Linked DNA regions of Homo sapiens: regions 2, 3, 4, 5, 6 and 7 are each linked to region 1. The links are chromatin loops, found by intact Hi-C in ENCODE. Cell type or tissue: heart left ventricle. All regions are shown on one strand. Region 1 overlaps SGK1 (serum/glucocorticoid regulated kinase 1). Region 2 has its middle 23 kb from the start of LINC01010. Region 3 overlaps SGK1 (serum/glucocorticoid regulated kinase 1). Region 4 overlaps LINC03002 (long intergenic non-protein coding RNA 3002). Region 5 has its middle 100 kb from the start of LINC03002. Region 6 has its middle 2.0 kb from the start of LINC03002. Region 7 has its middle 68 kb from the start of ALDH8A1.

Region 1 (4,000 bases):
TCTTACTTACAAACAGCTACTTTTCAGTAAAGGAACAGAAGGACTTGGGATTTCTCATGCTACATCAAACAGCAAATGTATTTTATTTGCACTGAACTGTATTAAGAAGTCTCTGAGAGGAGTTTACTCTTTTTGGTAGTTAAGTGCATGATTGTACATCTCTCTCTTGGAAGGCGGGGGTAAACCAGGCACCAAACCAAGACAGCGCCTACCTCCGGCGTGCCACAGAAGGTGGATGTTGTGCTGTTGTGTTCAATGTTCTCCTTGCAGAGTCCGAAGTCAGTAAGGACAATGTGTCCCTGTGAATCTAGCAAAATATTCTCTGGTTTTAAGTCTCTGTAAAAAAGTGAATAGAAAAGTAGTTGCACAAGTTAATTTCACTTCATAAGATATCCTCTTAAAGATAATTGCTAAAGGTATTAGAGGCATTTTAGGTTCACTGTAGTTGTGTAGTGAAGAAAAAAGGGAGCCCTTGTTCTGCTCATCTATTCTGGATTAGGCACAATCCTACTTGGCTGGTTCCCCCTTGGCACTTAAGTCAAGCCAGCTCACGTGCTAGGGGATCTGGTTTTAGGCAACCAAGTTGCAAATAAACACAAATTATTTTAAGGCCCTATGAAACAGCCAGTGCTACGTCTCCTTTATACCAAAACTGGTAGCCTGAAGAGCTCTCAGGCTTACCTATAAACGATGTTCAGTGAATGCAGGTAGCCCAAGGCACTGGCTATTTCAGCAGCATAGAAACGAGCCCGTGGTTCCAGGAAGCAGCGTTCCCTCTGGAGATGGTAGAACAACTGCAGGAGACAGAACAAAGTCATTCTGGGTTGCAAATGAATTTAATTAGTTTTGACATACACAGCAAAAGAACAACTGCAGGAAGTGGCCCCAAGTAATCTATTAACTATAAACCTGACAGGTTGAAGGAAATGCTAATTCTGGTAACATTCTCCCCACCAAAAATCTTTGAAAACTTTTTTCTCAAACTAAAACAAAGCAGGCTGTGCAGAGACACTAAGAGTTGACTTCTATCCCCCCTGCTCACCTCTCCACCATTAATGTAGTCTAGGACAAAGTACAATTTGTCAGCAGTCTGGAAAGAGAAGTGAAGGCCCACCAGGAAAGGGTGCTTCACATTCTTCAACAGAACATTCCGCTCCGACATAATATGCTTCTCCTAGGAAAATGACGATTCAGATTTAGTGGCATGTTTCAACTTGGCACCAACATTCCAGAATCAAGATTATTCAAGGAGTGTCTACCGCCAATGCCAGCCCCATCAAGCACATCTCATACCTCTTTCTTTTTCAGGATTGCTTTCTTCTGTAAAACTTTGACTGCATAGAACACTTCTTCTGCCTTGTGTCTTGCTAGAAGAACCTGAAATTTCAATTTAAAAAAATCATTTTTCTATCCTCATCCAGGGAGAATACAAAAGAGGACATGAAGGAAGTGTACCAAAAGATCTTCAGATTTGAAATTACCTTTCCAAAACTGCCCTTTCCGATCACTTTCAAGAAGTGAAAGTCAGATGGTTTAGCATGAGGATTGGACGACGGGCCAAGGTTGATTTGCTGAGAAGGACTTGGCTAGAAAAAAAAAAAAAGAATTTCTTTTAATACCATTGCTTCAAAGGAAGACATCTATAACATAAACGATGTAGAAAATGTTACATCTACAAATGACTGATGCAAATGACCATACATCTATAAACATTCAAAACTACATTTCATCACATTTCAAATGAGTATGGAAACTGCACACAGTCATGTTGTTTCAGACAGATAAAACCTTTTTATGAAATATGCCTTTTAAAATAACCACTTTGGAGGTAAAATATGCCCAGGAAAAAAATAAAATAATACTCTGACTCAATACTTAAATATTTATATCACTTGTTATGCCATAATGAAGCATTCCTGCCTTGATACTAATTTCTAGAAATGCTATTTTAATCCATTAATGTAGGAATACTAACTGACTCCCTTACAGTTCTCCACAGATGCACGGCACATACAAAAACTTACTGGAGGAGAAGGGTTGGCATTCATAAGCTCAGGCTCCTGAGGTTGGGAGATCTTCAAGATGGACTGAACTTCAGGGCTGCAGGGAATAAAGGGCACGATTTAGAATCCAGCTCGCCACTAGGGGGCACACCAACATCAAAAGTGAGTTTCTGGCTCTACCGACTTCTACCCGGATAATTCACTGTTTAAACTGAAAATACCCCAATACATTAGTCAGTTAAAGAAAATAATAAACCCCATTAAATACAGAAATAAGGATTGTTGCTCATGGAGAAAGGCCGTGAATTCGGCCAACACGAACCATTTATCTTACATCTCCAGTTCAAGCCAAATCAGCAAATTAACTTTAATGTTTAAAATGTGTCAAATATATTAGAATTTAAGGAGAAATGAGATCCCCACCCCAGAAGAAGTCTTCGCCTTCCCGATAAACGCCGTGATGAGAATGTTTACCGCTGGCAAATTCAAACTATACTAGTTATTTCCTCAAATCCGGTCAAACTTACTGTTTGCATGCATAGGAGTTATTGGCAATCTTCTGAATAAAGTCGTTCAGACCCATCCTCCTCTGCTTCATGAAAGCTGTGGATGAAGGAGGAGAAATAAAGAAACGTTTAGACGGCTTCATAACGTCCGGCGCCACACACACTAATCTGATCCGGGACTTTCAAAAAATTTCCACTTTGCGTCTCCTGGAGCAGAAGTCCCGCAAGATTCCTGCACTCACCGATGAGAATTGCCACCATGCCCCTCATCCTGGAGTAAGTGAGGGTGCCCTTAGCAGCCTCAGTTTTCACCGTCATCACCACCGCGGGGAGACAGAAAGACGTTAGCGCTCAAAGACCGGCTCGGCGTATGCTGCGCCAGGCCGCGCGCTCGGCCTTATAAAAAAGGCACCGCCGCGGGGGCGGGGCCTGCGCGACAGTGAGAAGTGGCCCCGCCCTTCGCCTCGCCCCTCGCCCCGCCCCGGCCGCCTCGCGGTTTGCTGGCGGCTACGCTGCCTGCGGCGGGCGGTTCTGTCCCCATTGAGAGGGCGAGCCCCGGGCGGGGGCGCGAGGACCGCCCGGGGACGGCCTGGCGCAGGGCCGTTATCAGTCTCCATCGGCTCCTGGGGCAGGAGAGAGAGAACGCGCCGGCGGAGGGCGCGGGGAGGGCCGGAGAGCCCGGGGTAGTTTTCCACCTCTCTCATTTATTCCGCCGCCGGAGAAAGCCGGGTTCGCAGCGCCGAAGCGCTTCCCGGCGGGTGCGCGGCGGCCACGGTGGCTTCGCTCACTGTCCCTGCAGATACCCTCTCCCCGGCCAGGCGCCGTCCTGCGGCCGGACTCCCACCCTCCTCCCCAACCCGAGCCGGCGGTGCGCGCCACCCTCCGGGGTTTATCCCTGGGGCGCAGGCCTGCGCGCGCGACCTCGCCCGCCAGGTCCTCCCGTTCCCGCCGCCGGGACCCCGGCCCCGAGAACTCCGACGAAAGCCGGCCCCTGCCTCCAAGCCGCTCTGGGGAAGTGAGCCAAGCCCCCAGCGGGGCCGGCGGCGGCGCTTACCCAGTCCGCTCAGCAGGAAGGACTCGCTCCTTTTCTGCGCCTCGGCCCTCTTTTTGTGGCGGGGCCGCAGCAGGGACTCGAGCCGGGCTCTGGCCAGCGCGCCCTGCATCTCCCCCATGGGCAGCGGGCGGCGGGGCGCGCGGCAGACGAGAGCGACCGGCGAGCACTGACGTTTCCTTGAAGGAGCCGCCGTGACTCAGGCCGGGCAAGATTTCCTGCCCCGAGTCCCAAAACAAACAAATGGCCCTTGTGCACGGTCGGGTCGCTTCCGAAAACGCCTTTTTTGTGCTTTTGGCCAAAACCAAGCAAGGCTGAAAAATCCCAGAACTTGGAAGAGGAGGAAGGAAGGAAAGAAAGAGGGAAAAGGGGGAGGGAGAGGTCAGGAATGTGGAGGGGAGGGGGCGGAAATAAAAGTCGTCTCTGCACTAAAGGAAGAA
Region 2 (4,000 bases), 240 kb after region 1:
TGGGAGGCCAAGGCGGGTGGATCACCTGAGGTCAGGAGTTCAAGACAAGCCTGATCAATGTGGAGAAACCCAGTCTCTACTAAAAATACAAAATTAGCCAAGCATGGTGGCACATGCCTGTAATCCCAGCTACTTGGGAGGCTGAGGCAGGAGAATTGGTTGAACCCAGAAGGCAGAGGTTGTGGTAAGCCAAGATTGTGCCATTGCATCCAGCCTGGGCAACAAGAGCAAAACTCGGTCTCAAAAAAAAAAAAAAAAGAAGAAGAAGAAGGCTTCTTTTGTAGGCTTCTGTGCATGAAGCAGCTGACCCACTGCCTGTTTCTCCAGATTCTTTCAGCATCTACCCATTACCCAATCCCATAGCCACTTCCACATTTTCAGATATTTATTCTAGCAACAACTTCACTTCTTGGTACCTGTTTTCTGTCTTTGTTTTCTGTTGCTATAACAGAATACTTGAGACTGAGTAGTTCATAAAGAAAAGACATTTATTTGGCTCATGGTTCTGGAGGCTGGGAAATCCAAGGGCATGGCAGCAGCTTCTGGCAAGGGCTTTAGTACCACATTGTAACATGCCACAAAAGCAAAAGGGCAAGTGAGCATGTGCAAAAGAGATCACAAGACTGAGTCAAGCTTGTTTTTGTAATAATCTGGTCTCAGTAGAACTAGCTAATTCCTGCATTAACAGCATTAATCCATTCATAAGGGCTCTGCCCTCATGACCCAATCAACTATTAAAAGTTCCACCTTTTAATATTGTTACATTGATAATTAAATTTCCAACACATGAACTTTTGGGAGATACATTTAACCTGGCAAGGAAGGAGCTTGGAGAGTAAATTTCTGAATCTCCCTCTTCTCTCAACTCTGATCATCCTCTGGTGCCTCCATGGGCATATCCCATAGAAAGTCAGGTGGCAAGAGAACTTGTTGAAGCCATTCATATGGGTCAACCTCCCAAGACATAGCACTTATCAAAAAGGGTAAAACAACCAAGTGAGGTGGCTCACACCTGTAATCCCAGTACTTTGGGAAGCCAAAGTGGGAGGATCACTTGAAGCCAGGAGTGTGAGACCAGCCTAGGCAACACAGTGAGACTCCACCTCTCCAAAAAATAATTTGAAAATTAACTAGTGTGGTGGTACACATTTGTAGTCTCAGCTACTTGGAAGGCTGAGGCAGGATAATTGATTGAGCCCAGGAATTTGAGGCTCAGTGAGCTAGCATTGTGCCATTGTACTTGCTCTGAATGGGAGACAGAGTGAGACCTTGTTTCTAAAAAAAAAAGGGGGGGGTGGGGGGAGCAGACATGGTGGCTCACACCTGCAATCTCAGCACTTTGGGAGGTCAAGGTGGGAGGATCACTTGAGCTCAGGAGTGTGAGACCAGCCTGGGCAACATAGTGAAACCTTATCTCAATTAAAAAAGAAAGACTAAAAAGAAGTAAGGAAGGAAGGAAGGAAAGAAAGAAAGAAAGAGGAAGGGAAGGGAAGGGAAGGGAAGGGAATGGGGAAAGAAGGGTAAAGTGTGAATCTGGAGGGATCCACACAACTTGTTACTGTTATGCAGACCTTTATATCAGCCAAATCAGGAAAACACTATTCTCAGCTTACAAGCTCTGAGGGGCTAGGTAGCCTACTTTGTTAACATGGCAAATAGGCTGTAGAGCAATTCACCAGTCCCCTTCATTTATCCTAACCCCATTAGAAGAAGGGGACTGAAGAGAAGAGACACCTCCCCAGAGAACCAGGGACCCTCCCCAGGTTCTGTGTTTCTGTCATCCTGGGAATGTTCAGCAGCATAGAGAGCTTCATAGCATGTGCTTCTGAGAAGCTGGGACTAGGCGGTGTGTTGTTGGGGGTTCTGGGTTTGTTGGGAGAAAGCCTGGCTTCCGATGCTCAGCGTTTCCTCTAATTGTGCAGCATCACTGCACAGACCAGAGGAAGGACATATGTATTCCCTGGGGTCTACGAGAAATAGCAAAAAGGCCTGACGTAGATTAAGCCTTGCTTCCTTCTTCTGGTACATTGGTACATGTCACTCCCTTCTTTGCTAGTCAGTCACTGACTTTCTGTGAATATCATCAACAGTCAGTCGTTATTTACCAAATGCTATCGTGTACAGGGCTGGTATGCAGGTCTCACATTTTTCATTGTAAATAATAGTACTTGTGAAACCTTTGGTTCGAAGATTTCGATCTTTGTCATCAATTACATCTCAGAATAATTTACTTGATGCTTATTAATGATTTCAGCATTCTTGGGTGAAAGGCATTATACATCTTTTATTTTTCTCTACGGATGTAGAGTTGAAGGAGAAAGATTTTGCAAGTTGACATTTTTATTTTTTGCAACACTGAACGTTTCACTGCCAAACATGACATGAGTACCTTAAAAAAACCCAAAGTAACTGTTCTAGAAGTTCAAACACAAGTTATTCAGCAAAGTGCCTTCTGTCTGCCTGTGACCTTTGTGCCAAGGTTTAAATTCAGCAAGCAGAGAAAGGCTGAGAAAAATGATCTAAGGAAGCTCTCTTTATGGAAGGAAGGGGAGGGATTTAGAACAGGTTCAAATGTCTTCAGAAGCAGAGCAAAGAAAGAACTGTGTGTGAGGGGAGTGGGGAGGCTGGCGAGGAAGACTAAGGACCCAAGAATTGGAGGATCCCAGGGCACTGTGAAAACTCTCACCCATCTGTAGGGCAAATTCTCTTGACTGCAGTTAGTTCAAGGAGGGTGAAAATAAGATCGTGGCAACACATGATGCAACCTGTGTCTGCTTTTCCTAGTCAACAGTTACCTATCCAGGCAGTGAAAAGTGTGGCGCTAAAGCTTATCAGCATCACAGCAAATGCAAACCTTAGAGAGAAGGGAGCGAGCAGGTAACAGCAGGTGCAGGGAAATTTAAGACACTGCAGAGCCCACATTATGAACACATAATGATCATGTGGGTGTCTGCTTTATCTCTGCTGTGGAACATTGTGATAAATTATTAATAAAATGGTTTGTGTAAGCAGTGATGAAAAGGAGACCTATTTTTGCCCAACAAACTGAAGCAAATTGGAGGCAAGGGGTTTTTACTTTTCAGTCAGAATTTTGAAAATACATTAAAAACAAATATGTAAATGGTATCTGTGCTCTTCATAAATTCATAAATAAAAGGGAATAAAAGAACAAAGCTTGAATCAGAACAAATATCTCTAAGTAAAGTTAGCTAAGGAAGTGTGGTGTTTCTGATATTTAGCCATACACCCCATTGACTCCAATGCCGAAGATAACTGTTTTTTTACTCTTTTATTTTTTTTTTGGAAATGGGGGTCTCACTATGTTGCCCAGGCTGGCTTTGAACTCCTAGCCTCAATCAATCCTCCCACTTCAGCCTCTCAAGTAGTCAAACGTTAATTTGAAACTATCTTGAGAATGTGACACAAAGATGCTGAATTTCTTTAAAATGCATGTGACAATTGCTACGGAGCAAGACATCCGGGGAACTTCCTTTTTTGGAGTGGGGATGGGGGGGAACATCTGTGTACACATCTACACATCTGTGGTTCAATATAATTGGGTTGTTTCTTTTTGCCTTTTACTGACATACTGTTGTGAATGTTGTGATACAGCGGAAGCTGTCAAGATAAGACTCCTTCACCACCAGGGTTTCACACAGGCTTTACTAGAAAGGACTGCCTGTGGCCTGCGCCGCAGAGGAGGGACCCAGAAAAGTGCACATGTGCTCAGTCTATCCCCACCCATTCATTTTCTCTGCAGGGTCTGTATTGGACCTGATGTCACCACCGTGTTGTTCTGAGTCAGATTGGATGAAATTCCTTTACTGGGACTTCGCTGAGACTAATTGGATACAGTGTGTTGTTCTGACTTAGAAAACACATTGCTCGTAATTCTGATATTTATTACCAAAGGACTTCCAGGAAGAGTTTGTGAATCAGTTACTAGAACCTGAGGACTCATGCATATGACTATGTATGTATTTATGGTTCCGTGATATGG
Region 3 (4,000 bases), 67 kb after region 1:
TTCCCAAAGTCAGTGTTTTTTTTTTTAATTCTCTCGAAACTTTCATGCATCAAAAGATGGTTCCAACATACAAGCATGGAAATAATTAGTGCTTTTAATTAGTACAACTGGGAAATAAGGCATACCAGCCTTAATAAGGGTCTCCAATGTGGAACACATTAAAGTAAAAACAATTTTTTCCTAATATCAAAGTGCATTCTACCGACTAACAGAAAATGAGTTACTCTGCAAAATGGAGAGTATAATCGGATTCAGAACAAGTTCAAAGTATTAAGAAAGGAGATGCCATGAACTGTGGGACTTGAGAATTAGATCGTCTCAGACGGCCACCAATCTATTTTTCAGAACACACTATCCATATCGTAGGGTTTAACTATTAAACTGTAAATATTCTAAAATACTTCATAATGCCTATTTTGTGAATCAGAATTGAAGATGAAAATGGTCAAATATATTAGAAGCATGCTAAACAGCATTTCAGAACAGTCTAACAGCTGAACGCATACTTGGCAAGAAGAGAGCTGCTGTCACATTACCTCAGACCAACAGTAGCAAGCACATCTGGAATCCTAATGATCCCAGGAGCTTTTGGGCATTTGAAGGACAGCCATCTGGTGCAAAGGAAGTCTGGACAAAGTGTCCCACCCAACAGAAAGAACCTCATTGTGCTGCTATGAAAAGCAGCTGGCCCCACTTCCCTCTGATAATACACCACCTTCTCAACTGGTGAGTGATCAAGAGAAATCCATTATGTGCACAAAGTGCTCACTAGCTGACCTGGATCTAAAACCATGACAACCTGGCAGATAAGACGCAGTCAGAGATATATTTGTGAAATAAATCCCTTTTTGAAAGGGCGTCAGCAAATTCTGCTACCTCTGTCTAACCTTTCAGCAACTGATGTAGATAGTATCAGCCTATGGGCTCTTCTAGGTCTCAATTCTTTATCTGTAAAATTAAGAGATTGGGCTACGCACATTTTACGGCCCTTTTTAGTTCTAACATCCCATCAGCTTGTGATTTTACAGAAAATACTGTAGCGCCAAAAGAATGGATGACCAAAGAACAAGGGATGACAGCAGACATTTGAAGGTGGCCCCTGCATGTTGCTTGATGGCATTGGATCATTGAGGGGACAAGGTTGCACTCAAAGATGACCTCTCATTTGTAAATGTGTCTTATCATCTTGCAAGCAAATTAAGCCAGTGTTATCTTTGCTCTAACCTATCTGCAAATTATGCACAGCATGTTGGGTCTGCCCCACATTAAACACACTGCAGGACTCTCAAGTAGATGAAGGCAGACATGCAGCTTCAGCAGACCATGATGGTGAGGCAGTGGATAAGAGAAATGATTGAAGGTCATGAGAGGGAGGAGAGCATGACAGGGATGGGAAGCGAGGACATCAGGGCACAGAAAGCCCTAGTCAGGAGGGAACTGCAGGCCAGGCGCAGTGGCTCACGCCTGTAATCCCAGCACGTTGGGGGGCCATGATGTGCGGATCACTTGAGGCCAGGAGTTCAAGACCAGCCTGGCCAACATGGTGAAACCCTGTCTTTACCAAAAATACCAAAATTAGACAGGGATGGTGACCGACGCCTATAGTCCCAGCTACTGGGGAGGCTGAGGCAGGAGAATCGCTTGAACCTGGGAGGCAGAGATTGCAGTGAGCTGAGATCACGCCACTGCACTCCAGCCTGGGCGACAGAGTGAGACTCCATCTCAAAAAAAAAAAAAAAAAAAAAAGAGGGAACTGGAGAGTTTAAACACCTACAGGAGGAGGAATTTAGGATAATTGTAAGATCCAATAAATAACCATGTCAGTAGATTTATGGAGGAATGGAGCTAGAGATGTATAGTGAAAGAGTCTAAAAATATAATGTAGGGAAAGGCATTTTGGCCAGTTAAATATTGTTCGGAATCCTGGCTCTGCCGCTGAATATCCTGTATATTCCTGGACTTGTTAAATAATGTATTTTCCTCATCAGCAAATTGGAAATAATGCTATCTCTTACATACAGTAGTTGTGGAAATTAAATGAGATAATGCATGTCAAGTGCTGAAGATACTTATTGGTGCACAGTAGACATTCAAAAATGATATATTAGTTGTCATTATTCCTAGTACTGTTATTCTTGTTAGCTGAATAATGAGAACAAATATTGAAATTCCCCAGAATGGTTGTTTGTGAACAAGTAGAGAGAAAAACGATTACATCAGGCACCAAGATTAAAGGAAGTGTCTTCGAGGTTAGTAGATGATGACAGTGAGGGCAGAGGAAGGGTGGGTGTGGTTGAGCAAAGTTGGCGAAGTTCTTGAAAGTCAAGTTAGTGCCCGCCGAACTCTTGGCTCTGAGCCAGACAAGACTGGAGAAGAAGCCCTTTCTGCTTGAGGGCATCAGAGAAAATGTTTCATCTTTAGTAGAAAATCAAATCTCAATTAAGGCAGCACTTTCCTGAAGATGTTTCTTTTCTTTTTTTCTTTTTTTTTTTTTTTTTTTGAGACAGGGTCCAGTTCTGTCACTCAGACTGGAGTGCAGTGGCATGATCTCGGCTCACTGCAGTCTCAGACTCCCTGGCTCAAGCAATTCGACCACCTAAGCCTCCTGAGTAGCTGGGACTACAGGCATCCACTACCACATCCGGCTATTTTTTATATTTTCTGTAGAGATAGGGTTTCACCATGTTGCCCAGGCTTCTCTTGAACTCCTGAGCTCAAGTGATCTGCTGCCTTGGCCTCCCAAAGTGCTGGGATTGCAGGTGTGGGTCAATGGACCCAGGCTCTGAAGATGTTTTTTTCTTTTTAGAGATGGAGTCTCGCTTTGTTTTCCAGGCTGGTCTCAAACTCTAGGCCTCAGGTGATCCTGCCACCTCGGCCTCCCAAAATGCTGGTGTGAACCACCCTGCCCAGCCCAAAGATGCTTTTGGTCTGATCTATCTGGGGAATGCTGAGCCTCTCCCTCCTCGGAATTTGTAAGAGTGCACACCCAAATGCAGGCTCTACGAAGTCTGTCTTCCTAGATTGAAATCACATGTAGCCAACAAACTTGTTTATTTATTTATTTATTTTTTGAGATGGAGTCTCGCTCTGTCACCCAGGCTGGAGTGCAGTGGGACAATCTCGGCTCGCTGCAAGCTCCGCCTCCCGGGTTCAGGCCATTCTCCTGCCTCAGCCTCCCGAGTAGCTGGGACTACAGGCGCCCGCCACCACACCCGGCTAATTTTTTGTATTTTTAGTAGAGACGGCGTTTCACCGCGTTAGCCAGGATGGTCTCGATCTCCTGACCTCGTGATCCGCCCACCTCGGCCTCCCAAAGTGCTGGGATTACAGGCATGAGCCACCGTGCCCAGCCTTGTTTTATTATATGAAGTTACAATCCTGTGTCACAAGATGGGAGGGCAGAGGGAGGATTTTGAGGAAAGCTTAATGACCGAATGGTGTTTACTGTCAGGAGTCCCAGAGGAAAGGGAGAGAAGGGATTAATGTGGCTAAGTGAGAAACAAGATAGGCCAGAGACAAGTGAGGTTAAAACTGCATGAAGGGATTGAGCAAGTGGAAGCAATGACCAACGTGCTGGTGCTCATGAACCGCAGAGGGAAGAAAGGGAGCAACTAGGAATTTTGAAATTAGGAATAAGGCTGGGCGCGGTGGCTCACGCCTGTAATCCCAGCACTTTGGGAGGCCAAGGTGGGCAGATCACCTGAGGTCAGGAGTTCGAGACCAGCCTGGCCAACGTGGCAAAACCCTGTCTCTACTAAAAAACAAAAAATTAGCCAAGTGTGGTGGCACGTGCCTGTAATCCCAGCTACTCGGGAGGTTCAGGAAGGAGAATCGCTTGAACCTGGGAGGCGGAGGTTGCAGCGAGCTGAGATCGCGCCATTGCACTCCAGCTTGGGCAACAGAGTGAGACTCCGTCTCAAAAAAAAAAAAGAATTAGGAATAAGAGTGAGGGAAATGGGCAACTTGGGCCAGTAGCAGAGCTGTTTTGAACATGGGAAAT
Region 4 (4,000 bases), 360 kb after region 1:
CCATTTTCCCTTCCCTCTTCTTCACTTGTGTAGAAAATCATTATTTTACAAAAAACAATCTTAGAGATAAAACAACAGAGACCTATAGAGGTTATGTGAAATTATAATATCTCAAACTCAGTTCTCTTATATTCTAGTCATGTGTTACTTTCAGTATGCAATCAACAAACAAAACTAGGCTGGGCATGACAGCTCATGCCTATAATCTAGCACTTTGAGAGGCTAAGGCAGAAGGATTGCTTGAGCCCAGGAGTTTGAGACCAGCCCAAGCAGCATAGCAAGACCCTGTCTCTAAAACTAAAACAAAAATAAACACACAAAAAGGAGACAGAGAAAGGCAGAGAGAAAAAGAGGAGAGACAAAGGGAGAAAAAGAAAAAAACAGAGAAAGGGAAGAAAGAAGAAAGATAAAAGAGGGTGTTGTTGTGAATGTTAAGTATGGCATTCCAAGTAGAGAAGAAAATGATAAAGTAGTAGAAAAAATATGGAAATTTGGAAAAAGTTGTCCTCAAACCAGAATAGCTACTGAGACTACCAAATTGTGGCTGTAATTTAGTGGATAATTAACATGAAAAATGTTGGATTAGGGAGATGCATACAATTTTCCTTCACAGAGGTGGCTTGGTGTGATGGAAAAGATAAAAAACAAACAAAAACTCGTCTAGAAATTCAATGCTTCTGTTGGAATTTGGTTCCACCTCTGAAGTGCAGGGTGACCTCGTCCATGTTGTGTAACTTATTTACTCTTCTTTCCTCATATGGGAAATGATGATAGAGTATCCATCAACCTACCCACATCACAGGGTTATCTGAGGAACTGATGATATCACTGTTGTATAAAAGCTTTTTGAAAGTTGTAAAGCACCAAAGCAACATGTAACATATGACCACAAGTAAACCACATGCTGTTCCTTCGCGTGGAAGTTGGAAAGTCAAATGCAAAAGTAAAATGGAGGAGATGGGTTACATCATTTTAAAGAAAAATGCAGCTGATCCCATTAACCACAGCCAGATTTTTAAGACCAACTTTGACATTTTTTGAGTGCTTAATCTTTTTTTTTTTTTTTTTTTGAGACGGAGTCTTGCTCTGTTACCCAGGCTGGAGTGGAGTGGCGTGATCTCAGTTCACTGCAAGCTCCGCCTCCCGGGTTCACGCCATTCTCCCGCCTCAGTCTCCCGAGTAGCTGGGACTACAGGCGCCTGCCACCGCGCCCGGCTAATTTTTTGTATTTTTAGTAGAGACAGGGTTTCACAGTGTTAGCCAGGATGGTCTCGATCTCTTGACCTCGTGATCCGCCCGCCTCAGCCTCCCAAAGTGCTGGGATTACAGGCGTGAGCCACCGTGCCCGGCCAGTGCTTAATCTTAAGCAACAGACCTTACGCAATTTTGTTTTAGTATCATGAACACAAGAATCTGTTTGTTTTTGTTTTTGTTTTGTTGTTGTTGTTGTTTTTGACAAAGTGGTTTGAAGAGGCATTGGGGAAGGAAGCAAGATACTCACAACTGAGGGGACCTCAGCCATTTGCCTCCTTATTTCAGAGCATTGTGAGATGACGGTAAGGAGGAGGGCTCACAAGGGGCTCGTGTCTGCCTCTCCGTCTGCCGCTGAGTGACGAAGAGCAAACTGCAGAGCTGGAGACACAGCAGTATCCCAGAGAACTGGCCTGATGGCTCCTCCTGGGCCACGCACCTCCTGTCAGAGCTGGCCAGTTAGCGTTGGCAGACAACCTAGTTAGGACAAGGACATAGAATCAGAGTGGCTGACACAAGAGAGCTCCTCACTGTGACAGCAACTCAAACTTCTGGGGCTCCAGAAAGGAAATAGATGTTTGGAAACAGATATGACAAAAGGCCTTTCCCTTCAACTGCTCAGCATGTGAGACTGAATTTTGGAAGATTAAAAAAAATAAAATAAAAAGAACCATTGTTCATCCCCTCAGGGCTCAGCAAGTGTTTTATCACATTTTTATGAAATATAGTCTTCGCCGCAGAGCTTTGTTTGCATGAGGGTGTGTCCCATCCATGGGTGGAAAATTTCCATAACTTTTTTCCATTCTGTTCTGTTCCTCCCTCTTTTGTACAGTTTTTCAGGGTCTCTGTCCATTGTGATTCTAACATGGACCAACCCTAAGGACCAATGTTATTTGCTATTTTAAAACTTGAAAGATCAAAATGGCAGGGGAAGAAATCAGAATCCTTTTAGTGCCAATTACTCGCCAAATGTCTGTATGAAGAGCCAACGTGACACCTTTCTTACTTAATTCATCCACCAGTGACATTTGTTAAATGATTATTCAGCCAATACTATGTCAAAGAATACCATATACTTTAAAAAATCCTTTAATTCAGCAAATCAGCTGATATGAGTGATTTTGTTCCTAAAAAGGTTGGTGTGTTTAAATCTCTTTCCCACTTGCAGTCTTCCCTACTGCTGTGTCTGAGGCAGGTGTTGACAGTTGTTATTCTGTGGTAGGAATTTTTAGAAACAACAGCACTGTAGGGTGGACAAATGGCTTCATCAGGAAATCATGCACTGGTTTGAGATAAGCAAGGGTGGATTTGAAAATCACCTTCCCTTTAGTGTCACTTGTACTTTCTCTTCCTTTAGCTGCTCTCTGTTGTGAATTCTGTCCCTGCAAAGCTTGTCACATACTCCTTACATACACCCTCCTTTCTTGCACAGAGCAATGATCTTACCATTTTCTGAGAGAAACTCATAGATTCGTGTATTACGAGACAAAAGTTGACATCAGTCTTCTCTTAGATCGTTTACAGAAACAAAACAAAGAAACAAAAGAAAATTAGTGCTTTCTGCAGAGGAACAGGTACACACACTGGGATGCCCTGCACTTCCTGGACAATCAATTCTGGAAACACTATGGTCACCTACAGCACCACAATGAACTGCATTCCAAGAAGCCTGGAGAGCAAATGCTGAGATGTTCTTTTTGGTACAATGCAAAAGCATATCACATTGCTGTTTGCCCACAGCACACTTTTTAACTTAAAAGTAAATGCTAATACTTTGAAGATTAAATATTAAAAAAAAAACCTCAAACCTAAGCAAATTTTAGTCTCTCTGGAAAAGCAATTGATAAATAATACACTCAAACTGTGACTATATTTTCACACTGTTAAGAATTTATTTATTAAAAAATAATATGTTTCTGGAAACAGCTCCCTTTTGATCATCTCCCCAGAGCTAGAATATACACACAAATTCTATGGAATCAAAGCCTTGTAGGTAAGAAACAATTTTGTTAGATGAATTCTTCAGGAAAGAAGATCATGCCAAGATAGGCCATCTACTTTTAAAAAAAAAAAAAAAAACTGGATTCTCCATCCTATAATAATAGATCATAAGTTGAATCTGTAGTGTGTAATGTGTCAGCTTGGCTAGGATGAACTACATTTCACAGAATTCCTGTTCTTGTATCTTTCCGGGTAAGGTGAGCTATGTGGAGAGGTTCTTGTGGGAGAAAGGAGGGTGGAAGGGAAGCAGCAGCCACATTTCAGCCGCCCCCTAAACACTGTGGCTTATCTGCTGGCTTACTTCCTTGGTGTGGGCAGTGGCCAGGCTTGCAGCTGTTTCATCTTCCCATGTATCCTCCTTCAGCTTTTCTGATTCCTTCTCTGGTAATTAAAAAGTACAAACTGCTCTAGATATAGTGGTAAGACATTTGCACACCAAGGGTAGGAAATAAACCCCACAAATATCAAGTCTGAGGCATGTTGAGGCACCCCACAAATAGAGACCAGAACAAGAGAAGGCTCCGTAAGTCCAGACTGCTCTGCAAGCAGCTCTGCCACTTAGACCACATGATCCAGAAGAGCCAATGGTGCTTGAAATGCCAGTAACAGAAAGAAAGGCTGTTTAAAGCCTTTGCCAGGCTCCTATAGGTACAGCACAGACAAGACCCTTAGAATTTTGGAAGAAAGCCCTGCCATTCTTGATAGGTAATGATTCTTCTTTTATGAAATAGCTTTTATGTTATTACCG
Region 5 (4,000 bases), 470 kb after region 1:
TGAAAGTCCAGTTGACCAGGCTTAGATCTTAGAAGGCCTTCCCTCCAGATCCTTTCAACAGAAAGAATCTGTCCAGAGGCTACTCTTTACTTTCATTGAGGAAGAACAGATTATCTGAATTTTCTGATCTACTAGAACTCTCCACAATGGGGGAAAAGCAAATCCTCCAAAGGAAATGGAAGATGTTGATAGGAAGTGGAGATGGATGTTGGGTGACCAATATTAACAAAGGTCCCTACGGACAGACTTGTTTCCATATTTGACTCTGCCACTTGCTATACAAATTACTCCACTTTCCCAAGTCTATTGTAAAATGAAGGTAATGGTAAACCCAACTCCACAGGATTGCTATGAAATATAAATATAGCAATGTTTATAAAGTGCCCAGCATAATAACTGTCACATAAGTATGTCTATTAAGTTTCAGTAAATCAAACTTTCCTTTCTTATTTCAGTGATGCCTGTGTTAGGCTTTTCTATATTAGCTCCATGTATATTTACTTATATATTTCTTACATTCATGTGTATTAGTATTTTATTATCAAAGTATGTACTTCCAGAGAAAAAAGATCATGCCTCACTTTAACCAGTGCCATTTGCTTTTGATGATGACAGTGACAATAACAATAATAACAGGGAGGCATTGTCCTAGTAATTAGTTTTAAGTACTTTTTGAGACTTTAAAAATAATCTACATAATATGGTATTTATACACATAGTCAATGGTTATAGTTATGTTTAGCATATAGGTATCCATTTTCTTTTTCATGGTCACGCTGAGGGACCCTGATGACACATAGACCATATTGCCCTTACAAGGCTCTTAATGACAGAATGGTTGGCATAGCCTTACTTTCCTAAATAGTTTGCTGATTCACTTGTTCCATTTTTAGACATCAGCAGATCGGCATTGGTGACATCTGCTAATTATTTGGTTTGACTCGTGACTGGCATGAGACTTCCATCTGCATCAATCAGTAAGACATGATTAGTGTGAGGTTAATACCACCCAATCCATGACCAATTTGTTGTAATGAGAAGCCTTGTTTATTTATCGGTTTTCCCCAGAGGTAATCATTTGTTGGAAACATAGCTGCCAAAAGTCACATTGTCTTCGTATTAATAGCTTATCAACTCTCAAATTGCATTGACCTACCCAATTACATATTTAAGACCTTCTGCACCTCTCTTACGGTTTCCACCTCTCATTTCTACCTGGAAACAGTCTTGGAAGACAGCTGAAGACTGTGCTTCTATGGTTCGTCCTTCCTTGTTTCCCTAGTACAATATTTTGAGACATCCCCTCAAATGGCCCTCTTCTTTCTAAACCATCATCATGTGACAGTCACAGCTTCATTAAGACATGTTAGTTACGCTTCCTGGTTTAATTCAGAGTGAATTAAATCATACTCAATAAACTCACCAAGAGTTTTGTTGGTTTCTTGTGTAATGCTTGGGTAAGATTAGAAAGGCAATGACCTCCAATCATGGTAGTAGCTAATTCCTTGTTTAATACTTTAGGTCAAAGTGAGTGCACATTTCACCATTTTGTGGTCTACCAGAGCAAACACAGAAGAATGCTTTCTGCCCCCTGGTGCTCATTGTCTGCTACTGCAGCAGATGAGTCAGCTGAGATATGTTCCAGACAGAAGCAGAAGGAATTGTGTCTCTACTGCTTATAGCACATGAGCAAAGCCACAACTTTTCAGTGCGTCACATGTCAGATACCTCCTAAATATGCAAGTGTCAGGGAAATGAATGAAGAGGATCTCTCAATTCTGTAACAGGAAGCACCACTGGGGAGAATGGCAGAGGCTCTGGGCTCTGGCTCTTGTTGCTTCATTAGCCTCTCATCTGGGAGCCCTCTGGGGTGCTGGCTGGTCCACCCTGGCCATGTCTGGGTCTCTTGATTATGCCAGGTTATTCCCTGACTCAACACACTGACATGTGCTTCTCTCTCTGCCTAAAAACTTCCTCACCCCCTTCATCTCCTAAATCGTATCTCTCCTTCAGAATGTAGCTGAAGGGCCACCTTCACAGGAAAGTCTCAATCAGGACTTCCTTAAATCTTCTCATACCACCTGATTCTTCTCCTTCAAGGCACCCATTACGATTGTAATTGAATAACTAAATTGTTTAATGAATGTACAATCTGCTAAAATGTAAGCCCCTCTAAGGTCTTATTTACATTTGCATTTCCCATAGGTGTACAACATAATTTTTAAATGAATGAATGAATTCTGAAGCGAAAACATAACATTCTTAAATTTGACAGCCCTTTTGTTTGCAGATAAACCAAAGCCAGGCTTATCCTGGAGTATAATTTCAAAGATAACCAGGGGAAGAAGAGAGGAGAAGATAGGGAAGGGGTGGGACTGAATTGGGTCAAGGTTCTCTTCATTCTGTCTCACCAAGGAATAGTTGTACGCTAATGTAATTAAATGCCAAAACTAGCTTGCAGAAACTTTTCTCTTTTCTCAAAGTTCTCTAAGTTTACAAAGAGTAAGCATGCTTTTCAAATCCTACTTATTTTTTATCCTTTGCCTATAGTATGGATCCACCCTCCAAGACTCTGAAAGTTTTTAATTGTAGTATCTGTGCATGGAACATAAGCTTAATTACTAAGGCAATGCCCATTGCTTTGTAGGGCCACGAACAATGCTTTTCATTACTGGGCATAAAGTACTCTGTTGTTATTTTCTCTATAGCCTTATATTGGAATAAGCAATAATTGTAGTTTATTCTTTACAGATGGAGGCAATAAGCACAGACAGATCTGGAACCCTTGCCTACTGTGACATACAGCCGCAGTAGCAGGCAAGCCTGGGTCAGCTCCAGAGCGGCAATGGAGGGAAATTCCCAGGACTCTGGGTGTCTTGGAAGTTTCCAAGGCCTGCAACTGATCACAGATCCTGGTTTTCCTCCCATTGGCTAAAAAGATAATAAATACAAGTTACAGCTTGACTACTGTCTGAAAAAATCTTGTAATGGTTAATGGAAGAAAGAAGAGAAAGTCCAGATGTTTGTTTTTTTTCCCTGCTTAGTGTGAGTTGAATGCTAACTTGAGACTAGGTCTAAAGTAGATCAGAAAATGCTTTCTCTTTATAAGTCAATTCATACCAGAAAAAATATAGGACACAGACAATGCCCAATAGTTACACTGGGACATGGAAATGGAGAGGAAGGGGAGTAACACTTGTGGGGTTGATATTATCATTTCATCATCTATCTGAAATATCGCACAAGGGAGGGAAAACTGAAACAGTAAAAGCCACATACAGATTCCACTGTTTTTAACATTACATTTGTTTCTCATTCATTTAACTTTCAATAAATATTTATTGAAAACTCGCAATATACTAAGCTTTGAAAACACAACAAAGAATAAAATGAAGCCCTTGGTCTTTTGGACTTTACTTTTCATGGGCAGGGTACAGATAGAGAACAAGGCGGAATAATGTTCAAGTAAATAAGCCAGGTAATTTCAAACACTAATAAGCGTTACAATCATGATAAAGCAGGGCGATGTGATTGAGAGTGGCTGGAGGTGAGGGTTTGTTTTAGATCTGTGCTGTCCAATACAGTTGCCACTAGCCATATGTGCCTCCTGAGTATTTGAAATGTGTCCAGTCCATGTTGAGATGTGCTGTAAGAGATGAACTGAATTTCAAAAACTTAGTATGAGAAAAAGAATAGAAAATTATCTCATTAACATTTTTATACTAATCGTTGAAAATATCTTAGATATACTGGATTAAATAAAAATATCATGAAGAAGGATTTAACCTCTTTTTATGTGCTTTCACTGTGGCTACTTGAGCATCTAAAATTGCACTCACACTTGTTCTTTACCTTTTTGTACTGAGCAGCACTATGGATGGATAGTGTCGTCAGGGTGGGCCACCCAGCCTCTTAAGAAGATGATAATACACTTAGGAGGAACTGGGCATGCAAAGGTCTCAGGGCAGAGTAGTGCAGGCAAGGAGAACAGCAATTGCGA
Region 6 (4,000 bases), 370 kb after region 1:
AGCCACAGCATTCTTTTGTGTCAGCAGACTCAAGTGGGATGTTCCTTCTGCAGCTCTTACCGAGCAAGAGGAAGCGGGCTTTGAAACACAATGTTCATTGAAATTGGCTTTCATCTGAGGAATCCCAGGGTGGCTCCTGCTTCATGATGTGCATTCTGTCTGCAGCTGAGCTCTCCTGATGCATTTCCCTTGTTTGTTCTGGGGGGAAGGCAGCACCTTTACGGGACTCACCCTTTTACTAGGTAAAGGGCATCGCATTGTGCTGGGCGAAGCATTATGTGTCAGGATGTCTCCAGTGAGTCTGGAGCCTAGAAGGAGCATCAAAAATAAAATTAAAAAAAATCAAGTCCTCCACCATCCTGGCTCACTGATGGAACAATTTAGGAGAAGAACACAAAGCCATCTAATGACCCTGGGGAGCATTTGCTTGTTTGGTGACCTTAGGCGCAGGAAGTCATTTATCACTCTAGTTGCTACATTGGGCACAATGCCACAGGACACAAATGGGGGTACTGAACGTAAGTCTGAGTGTTGGCCCAATAGTACCTGTCCAGAAGCAGCCTGGGATCCATGATCCATTGCAGGGCAATTATGGCTCTTAAGAAAATGAAGAGAAGTAAGTAATCCACAGTATCAAATCATGGGTGAGAAGTCTCTCCATCCCATTGCCCTAGTTTTATAACTTAGCAATTCATCTTCTTTTCAGAGAAAACCATTCTGGATCCCAAACAGATTTTCTCTGATTAAGAAATAGTCTCAATCAGTACATGGAGAAAAAAGCAAACACTGTTAAGCCCATCTTTTCTTGCTAGACACCTCTTCCTTTCTATCTGCTCCACCCAATCTGGGCCAGTTTATTATGCAAAATGAGATAAGCAGTCAACTCCCAATAGGAATAGAAGAAAGAACACACCACTTTTTCACTTCCACGGCACTTTTAACTCTGCACATATTTTTTCCTTTGACTCTCAAAATAACCTGGCAAAGTTAGATAGGCATTGTCTATTTTCAGCAGTACAAGGAGTTAGTACAGAGACAAAGTTAAAGACCCTTGAACCTCATAAAGAGCTGGCAGCAGAAAGTACAGAACCCACATGTCAGGTTCCTCAGGTAGGCCCTGTTCATCAGGTCAGATCCCTTAGGCATGTGGACAAGTGACCAGTCTCCAGTTGACTGTAAAGGCTGGCTTTCATCACCACCAGCGGGCTAACCTCCTACATATATCTGTGTGTCTACGGCAAGGTCGACAGAACCCATATATAAGGAAATACTGATACTGAAAAACTTGAAAAACCTGGAAGTTGCTTCTTGGAATCCAGTGTTCTTGTCCCAAGGTAAAAAGAATAGATGTCAATCTTGTAACTGACGCAAGACACTGACGAAAATGACAATCCATGCACTTAGCTTTCCCAAGAATGAAATGAATCAAAAAGTACCAAGAAATCAAAATTCTAGCTAAAGCTCATGAAAAGGACTCAAAACTACTCTCTGAATGGCTTATCTTTAGCTGAGCTCATAACAGAACTCTTAAATTTCTGAAAATTTGGTAGAATCTTCTTGTGAAATTCTTCAGAAAGGATTGCCCAAACCTAGGGATAGCAAAAGTTTTTGATGACCTTTCCGCTACCTATGACTCAACTTATCCCTGATTACAATAGGCTTCTGGAGAAGAGAATTTATATTAGCAATTGGCTTTGAGTAAAAGGGTCTGTGAAACTATCTGTTCCTCATCAGGTCCCTCCCCCAACCCAGGTTAAAAGAATAAAATGAAATTAAATTATTAAATAAAATGGATAACAACTGGCCAAAACTCTGCAAAGGAGATTCTTAAATTGAGTGGGATACTCTGGGGTTCTTTTTAACTCTAACACTCTATGACTTTTTAAAAATGCTAGCCGGGCGCGGTGGCTCATGCTTGTAATCCTAGCACTTTGGGAGGCCAAGGTGGGCAGATCACTTGAGGCCAGGAGTTCGAGACCAGCCTGGCCAACATGGTGAAACCCTGTCTCTATTAAAAATGCAAAAAATTAGTCAGGCATAGTGGTGCACACCTGTAATCCCAGCTACTCGGGAGGCTGAGGCAGAAAAATCGCTTGAACCCCGGAGGTGGAGGTTGCAGTAAGCCAAGATTGCACAACATCAGCCTGGGCTTCAAAGCGAGACTCTGTCAAAAAAAAAAAAAAAAAAAATCTAGAGAATAATGCTGGAGCACATAATTTATATATACATATGTATTTATACAACACACACATCTTTGAACAACATGGGTTTGAACTGTGCTGGTACACTTATACATGGATTTCCCTCGGCCTCTGCCACCCCTGAGATAGCAAGACCAACCCAACCCCCCCCTTCCTCAGTCTACCAAATCTGAAGGCAATGAGAATGAAGACCATTGTTGATCTACTTTCATTTAATTAATAGTAAATATATTTTCCCTTCCTTATGATTTTCTTTTTTCCTCTAGCTTACATACAGTATATAACACATATAACATACAAAATATGTATTAATTGTCTGTTTATGTTATCAGTAAGGCTTTTGGTCGACAGTGAGCTGATGGTAGTTTTAAGGGAGTTAAAAGCTTTACTTGGATTTTCAACTGCACAAACCCCACACTGTTCAAGGATCAATTGTCTGTATATTCTCTGGGCTGGGACCACATAATGTCCAGAAGAGAGATCACATATTATATTAAAGCACATCTAATTCAATTTGTCTTAATTTAGGGAAAAACATATGTGTTGAATACTGCTATGTGTCCAGGGCTGTATAATGCAACAAATAAAAAGATACATCCCTGCCCTCAAGGACATCATAGTATGGTCTGAAGGCAATCACATAAACAGATGTTTTTAGTACAATATACAATGTGTTGAGATAGAGTGATACCCACGGTAATATGGGCCCTAACTGGATGGACCCTAACTTGTCTTATGAAGGAATGGGAAAGACTTGCAGTGGAGGTAATGCCTGTGCTGATACTTTAAGCTTGAAAAGTAATTATTTAAGTAAAGAAGATAATAAAGGATATTCTAGACAGAAGGACTAACAAGAGAAAAAGTGAGGAGGACTGAAACACAAGGCACATTTGAATAAATACAAGAAGCTTGGTATTCCTAAAAAGCTAAGGGCAAGGAAGAAATGGGGTGAGGCATGTATGCAGAGGCCAGAATGAAGATGGTCTTGAAATTTTAAAGCTCCTGTAAGATATAGATCAAACAAATCAGAACAGGATTTAGGTCTCACCACTTTTGATACTGAGAATTCAGAAATTAGATAGTGTGAGGTAAGAAATCAAAGAAACTAAAAAGGCAAGGTGGAGGTTTTCCTAAGATCAAAAGATTTGCTTAGAGGTGATGAATGACAGCTAGAGGTGAAGGCGGAGGTAAAACATTACTGACATTTTGGCAAGTTGCTTATAGCCTCTTGGGAGACCTTTAAAGAGAACTAGCAACATGATTCTTTTCTTCCTTAGAAGTAACCAACAGGACATCTATAAAGGCCTAGGTCTTACCTACATTTCTGTGGACCTAAGAATAAATAAGAAATCAGACATAAGAAAAAAGGGAGAAGAAAAAGATCAAACTTTGCAGGATATATGTAAAACACTTTTAGTGACCTTAAATTATAAGGTTAAAAATGTAATGAAAAGGAAATGGTTTTGAAATTAGATGGTCGAATACAAACTGAAAAAAGAAAATGAAGAGAAATGGCCAGGCATGGTGGCTCACACCTGTAATCCCAGCACTTTGGGAGGCTGAGGCAGGTGAATCACTTGAAGTCAGAAGTTCGAGACCAGCCTGGCCAACATGGTGAAACCCCGTCTCTACTAAAAATAAAAAAATTAGCCAGGCATGGTGGCACAGGCCTGTAATCCCAGCTAGTCAGGAGGCTGAGGCAAGAGAATTGCTTCAACCCAGGAGGTAGAGGTTGCAGTGAGCCGAGATTGTGCCACTGCACTCCAGCCTGGGCAACAGAGCAAGAATCTGTCTCAAAA
Region 7 (4,000 bases), 710 kb after region 1:
ATCTCCACTGGTGGAATGGATTTAACTCCCGAGCTAAAGTGTTATATTTCCGGGAGATCTGTGGTAATAATCAAATAGGTTCTCTAAGACATGAATTATCACATCAGTTCAGATCAATGTATTTCACCAACTCTCGAGATCCAGAGGGAATGGGACATAGGACAGGTGAGTTGGGGGGCGGTTAAGGAGGTCAAGTGAGATCCACAGCATAAGACATTGCCCCATGGAGGAACCGGGTCTGAAGGAAAATTACAGAACTAAAACTCAGGTCATTTAGGCTTTGCCTGTAAAATTAGATGTATCATAAGAAAGAAAAGCCAATAATTCATGTTTGAGTCAGAAATAGGAGAGGCTATACTTCCTGTCTGGGGCCACAGCCTCTTAGGCTCTGCTTCTACTTAGAGTAATAATTCTCATTCTAGACATGAATCTAATAAAACCATGTGTTTGGATTTCCTGGAATTTTTCTGACTGTGAATATAGACTTGTTCCCAAAAACTTCCACGTTCCATCTGCCCTCCTAAATGGGCAGTTTCCACGATGTCAGCAGAGGAAATGCAGGGAGCTGCCATGATGTCTGCCCGCTGCTGCCAGATCTCATCCAAGTGGCAGGTGAAGATTTATTCACACCCAGATACACAAGCCACTGAATTCATTTTTTAACTTATTGTCTGAGTGGAAATAGGAGGAAATAAGAGCTAACGAAATAATTCAGTTGGTCAGAAAGTGTTTTATATCTTATTTATAAGAGTGCTCTAAACCGAGTTGAATCATCTCCAGATCTACCAGATGTCACTGGTTATTAGGAGTTGCTACAAGTCACCAAGCTCCTCCCTCCCTCTTTTGCTTTTGTTCTCCTATTCTTTCTTCCTTATTTTCCTCCCTTCTTTTTCCTTCCTTCCTTCCTTCCTCCCCTCTTTTCTCCTCCCTTCCTCCCCTCCTCTCCTCTCTTCTTTCCTTTCTTCCCTCTCTCCTATATTAGTTCTCTTGGGCTGCCATAAAAAAATACCACAGGCCAGGCACGGTGGCTCACGCCTGTAATCCCAGCACTTTGGGAGGCCAAGACAGACGAATCACTTGAGGTCAGGAATTTGAGACCATCCTGGCCAACATGGTGAAACCTCGTCTGTACTAAAAATACAAAAATTAGCCGGGCATGGTGGTGCATGCCTGTGATCCCAGCTACTTGGGAGGCTGAGGCAGAAGAATTGCTTGAACCCAGGAGGCAGAGGCTGCCATGAGCTGAGATCACACAACTGCACTCCAGCCTGGGCAACAGAGTGAGAATCCGTCTCAGGAAATGAAATAAAATAAAATAAAGGAAAATAAAATAAAATAAAATACCACAGACTGAGTGGCTAAAACAACACAAATGTATTTTCTCACAGTTCTAGAGGCTGGAAGTCCACAATCAAGGTGCCAGCAGGGTTGGCTTCCTCTGAGGCCTCTTTCCTTGGCTTGCACATGGCAGCCCTCTTGCTGACTGCACAGGGTCTTGCCTCTGTGAAAACCTGTGTCTCTCCTCATGTCCTGATCTCCTCTCTCATTAGGACACCAGTCAGATTGGATGAGGACCCACCTTAAAAGCCCCATTTTAACTTAATCACCTCTTTAAAGGTCACATTCTGAGATACAGGGGCTGACTTCAACCTATGAATTTGTGGGGGGCACAATTCAGCCCATAACACACTCCCCCTTCTTCCTTTCCTTCCTTGTTGAGGGCTTATCACAGGCCAGATGCTATAGAGAGGAATGAGACAAAGAGAATATCACAGACCAGATGCTACAGAGAGGAATGAGACAAAGAGAATCCCTAACACTAACACACACACACACACACACACACACACACACACACACACACAATGATGTTACCAAAGCTCTCTTGTTTTCGGAGAGTGGCTTCTTGGACTGAGACCAGTGTTGGCTTTTGTCACATTACAGTTTAGGGTGCAGCATGCCCCGTTCTGTTGAGCGGGGTAAGGGCCAAGACAGGGTGGGACAGTGATGATGACTGAGAGGAGTTTGACCCCTGGCTCTGCCTTTGACTTTATGAATGACATTGACAGGGGATCTGGGCTTCAAGATGCTCGCATGTGGAAAGAAGGGGTGGGATTCGAAACCTACTCAAGCCCTCTCAGTCTCAGTTGATGATAGTACCTGAAAGACCTCCTTGATGTGGGAAGGGCTCAGGGAAGACCCAAGTCTTCCAAGGTCTGAAATATTCAAAGGAAAACAAACCAAAACTGGCTCTTTGAAACGCGTGTCTAGCAAGGAATATGTACTAAATATAAGCGATTCCTATTTCTACTGACGTAAAAGATTAAAATTGCTTTTCTGGGTCAGGCCTTTGCAGGAGCAGAGCTTGTGAGAATTGGAAAGGCTGTTAAGCGCCAGGAAAAATATTCTGCAGAGAAGCAGCGTCACCTGCTGGGATGCAGTGGTGTTGCATGTGATAAGTGAAATGACGAATCGTCAGCCTGGGTTTCTACTGAATATGAAATCAGGAACATTAATCTTAATCAAAAGCTGAGTTTTCAAGACCACCAAACTGCGGAAAGATTTCTCCGCAGGTTAATTTTAGCCATGTTTTAGATTTATTTTTGCTTCAAACTATTCACCCATGCTATACATCTTTCTTTATAAATCAGACTCAATGATATGTGCTAGTAAAAGCCAGTTAGTCAAAATCTGTTATTTAGAGGACACAGCTAGGATCACAGGGCTGAAGTCTCCCTTAGTTCAGGCTTCATTAAACAGCCACCCAACTCATCAGCTTCCCAGACCTCCAAGTCTCCTTCCAGCTCTAGAATTTAGCCACATGTATTTACTGAGTTCTGTTAAACACGGGACATTTTGTGTACTGAAAGATGTATGGAGAAATGTAAGATATGTTCCTGATCTCTTGTTTTGGAGACTTGGCATTAAAGTATACAAAGATAAATAGTAATTATAAAAGTTAATAATCACGCTATTAAACAAATAAAGTATGTTCAAGAGTGGTATAGACCAATGGCTACTCTGAGAGCCAGTATTTCTGGCTGGGGGCAGAAAGAATTTAAGGGTTTCTTGAGCCACATGTGAAAAAATAACAAGAATTTTGATGAAATTCATGGATAATAAGAAAAACTGAAGTAAGCACCAAAAAATGGAGACCAAGAACATGTTAAACGTTTTTGATAAGAAAAAAATGAAATGTGCTTGAGAAACACCAGGAAAATCAATTTAACCTGAGTAGGAATTTTTAGGAGAATAGTTTGAGATAAGGCAGGAAAAGGAAGCTGAGACATGATGATTCTGTAAATGCAAGGATAAGGAAGTTTGAGCTTATTATTGTAAGCAATTGAAAAGCATTGAAGATTTCTGGGAAGGAAAATAAAGTGATAAGAACTGTGTCTTAAGAAGACTCACCTGGCAATCACATGCAGGAAGGAATGATTCTAAGATGTGAAAAGATGCCCTGAATGTGTAAAAGGCAGAGTGGTAGAAAGAGGATTTTCAAGGTCACAAATGTGTATGTAAAAGCAGCAGAGAAATCTGGCTCTTTGATACTTTTTTGTATCAAACAATATACTCTAACTTAATATAATTTTTTTTTTTTTTTGTGAGAAAGAGTCTTGCTCTGTCGCCCAGGCTGGAGGGCAGTGGCGGGATCTAGGCTCACTGCAACCTCTGCCTCCTGGGTTCACGCCATTCTCTTCCCTCAGCCTCCTGAGTAGCTGGGACTACAGGTGCCCGCCACCCTGCCCGGCTAATTTTTTGTATTTTTTGTAGAGATGGGGTTTCACTGTGTTAGCCAGGATGGTCTTGATCTCCTGACCTCGTGATCTGCCCACCTCAGCCTCCCAAAGTGCTGGGATTACCGGTGTGAGCCACCGCGCCTGGCCAATTTAAAATAATTCTAAAGACATGAATGTAAGAGCTAAAAAACTATGAAACTGCTAGAGGAAAACTTTGGGGAAATGCTTCAGGACATTGATCTGGGCAAAGGGTTTTTGAT

What was found. A loop is a pair of places that touch in the nucleus more often than their neighbours do. Peaks named below come from ENCODE experiments on the same cell type or tissue, not always from the same donor. Only the 100,000 strongest peaks of a DNase experiment are listed, where the experiment ranks them.
Region 2: it touches region 1 in a loop (2.3-fold over the local background); 12 of 110 quality-filtered maps call a loop at or near these places.
Region 3: it touches region 1 in a loop (2.3-fold over the local background); 27 of 110 quality-filtered maps call a loop at or near these places.
Region 4: a loop joins it to region 1, with 4 times the contacts of the local background. A loop is called at or near these places in 24 of 110 quality-filtered maps.
Region 5: it touches region 1 in a loop (8-fold over the local background); 104 of 110 quality-filtered maps call a loop at or near these places.
Region 6: it touches region 1 in a loop (5-fold over the local background); 26 of 110 quality-filtered maps call a loop at or near these places.
Region 7: it touches region 1 in a loop (13-fold over the local background); 65 of 110 quality-filtered maps call a loop at or near these places.

The regions. Positions count from the first base shown.
Region 1 is chr6:134,171,981-134,175,980 of GRCh38, forward strand. It overlaps SGK1 (serum/glucocorticoid regulated kinase 1), which reads right to left. Exons shown (of 14, transcript NM_001143676.3): 4 at 2,531-2,606; 5 at 2,025-2,100; 6 at 1,482-1,586; 7 at 1,294-1,377; 8 at 1,043-1,174; 9 at 682-794; 10 at 213-336. Among named protein-coding and RNA genes, the nearest start is that of SLC2A12, 120 kb to the left of the region's middle. RefSeq lists silencers at 2,835-3,234, 3,345-3,624, 3,551-3,845 and an enhancer at 2,973-3,474. In heart left ventricle, CTCF peaks have their summits at 2,135 (motif pointing right) and 2,339; DNase peaks (open chromatin) are centred at 2,141, 2,981, 3,401 and 3,711; H3K4me3 peaks cover 4,000 bases; H3K27ac peaks cover 4,000 bases.
Region 2 is chr6:134,413,063-134,417,062 of GRCh38, forward strand. No RefSeq gene overlaps it. Among named protein-coding and RNA genes, the nearest start is that of LINC01010, 23 kb to the right of the region's middle. In heart left ventricle, no CTCF peak of the experiment used is centred here; no DNase peak of the experiment used is centred here; H3K27ac peaks cover 1,934 bases.
Region 3 is chr6:134,238,568-134,242,567 of GRCh38, forward strand. The region is part of intron 2 of SGK1 (serum/glucocorticoid regulated kinase 1); the gene reads right to left. Among named protein-coding and RNA genes, the nearest start is that of SGK1, 78 kb to the right of the region's middle. RefSeq lists enhancers at 2,285-2,344, 2,385-2,434. In heart left ventricle, no CTCF peak of the experiment used is centred here; a DNase peak (open chromatin) is centred at 2,334; H3K27ac peaks cover 865 bases.
Region 4 is chr6:134,529,337-134,533,336 of GRCh38, forward strand. LINC03002 (long intergenic non-protein coding RNA 3002) reads right to left here. Exons shown (of 3, transcript NR_125856.1): 2 at 1,502-1,728. Among named protein-coding and RNA genes, the nearest start is that of LINC03002, 8.7 kb to the right of the region's middle. In heart left ventricle, no CTCF peak of the experiment used is centred here; a DNase peak (open chromatin) is centred at 1,665; H3K27ac peaks cover 1,431 bases.
Region 5 is chr6:134,639,532-134,643,531 of GRCh38, forward strand. No RefSeq gene overlaps it. Among named protein-coding and RNA genes, the nearest start is that of LINC03002, 100 kb to the left of the region's middle. In heart left ventricle, a CTCF peak has its summit at 1,598 (motif pointing left); DNase peaks (open chromatin) are centred at 1,610 and 1,861; H3K27ac peaks cover 314 bases.
Region 6 is chr6:134,540,029-134,544,028 of GRCh38, forward strand. No RefSeq gene overlaps it. Among named protein-coding and RNA genes, the nearest start is that of LINC03002, 2.0 kb to the left of the region's middle. In heart left ventricle, no CTCF peak of the experiment used is centred here; no DNase peak of the experiment used is centred here; H3K27ac peaks cover 1,091 bases.
Region 7 is chr6:134,880,213-134,884,212 of GRCh38, forward strand. No RefSeq gene overlaps it. Among named protein-coding and RNA genes, the nearest start is that of ALDH8A1, 68 kb to the right of the region's middle. In heart left ventricle, a CTCF peak has its summit at 2,431 (motif pointing left); a DNase peak (open chromatin) is centred at 2,429.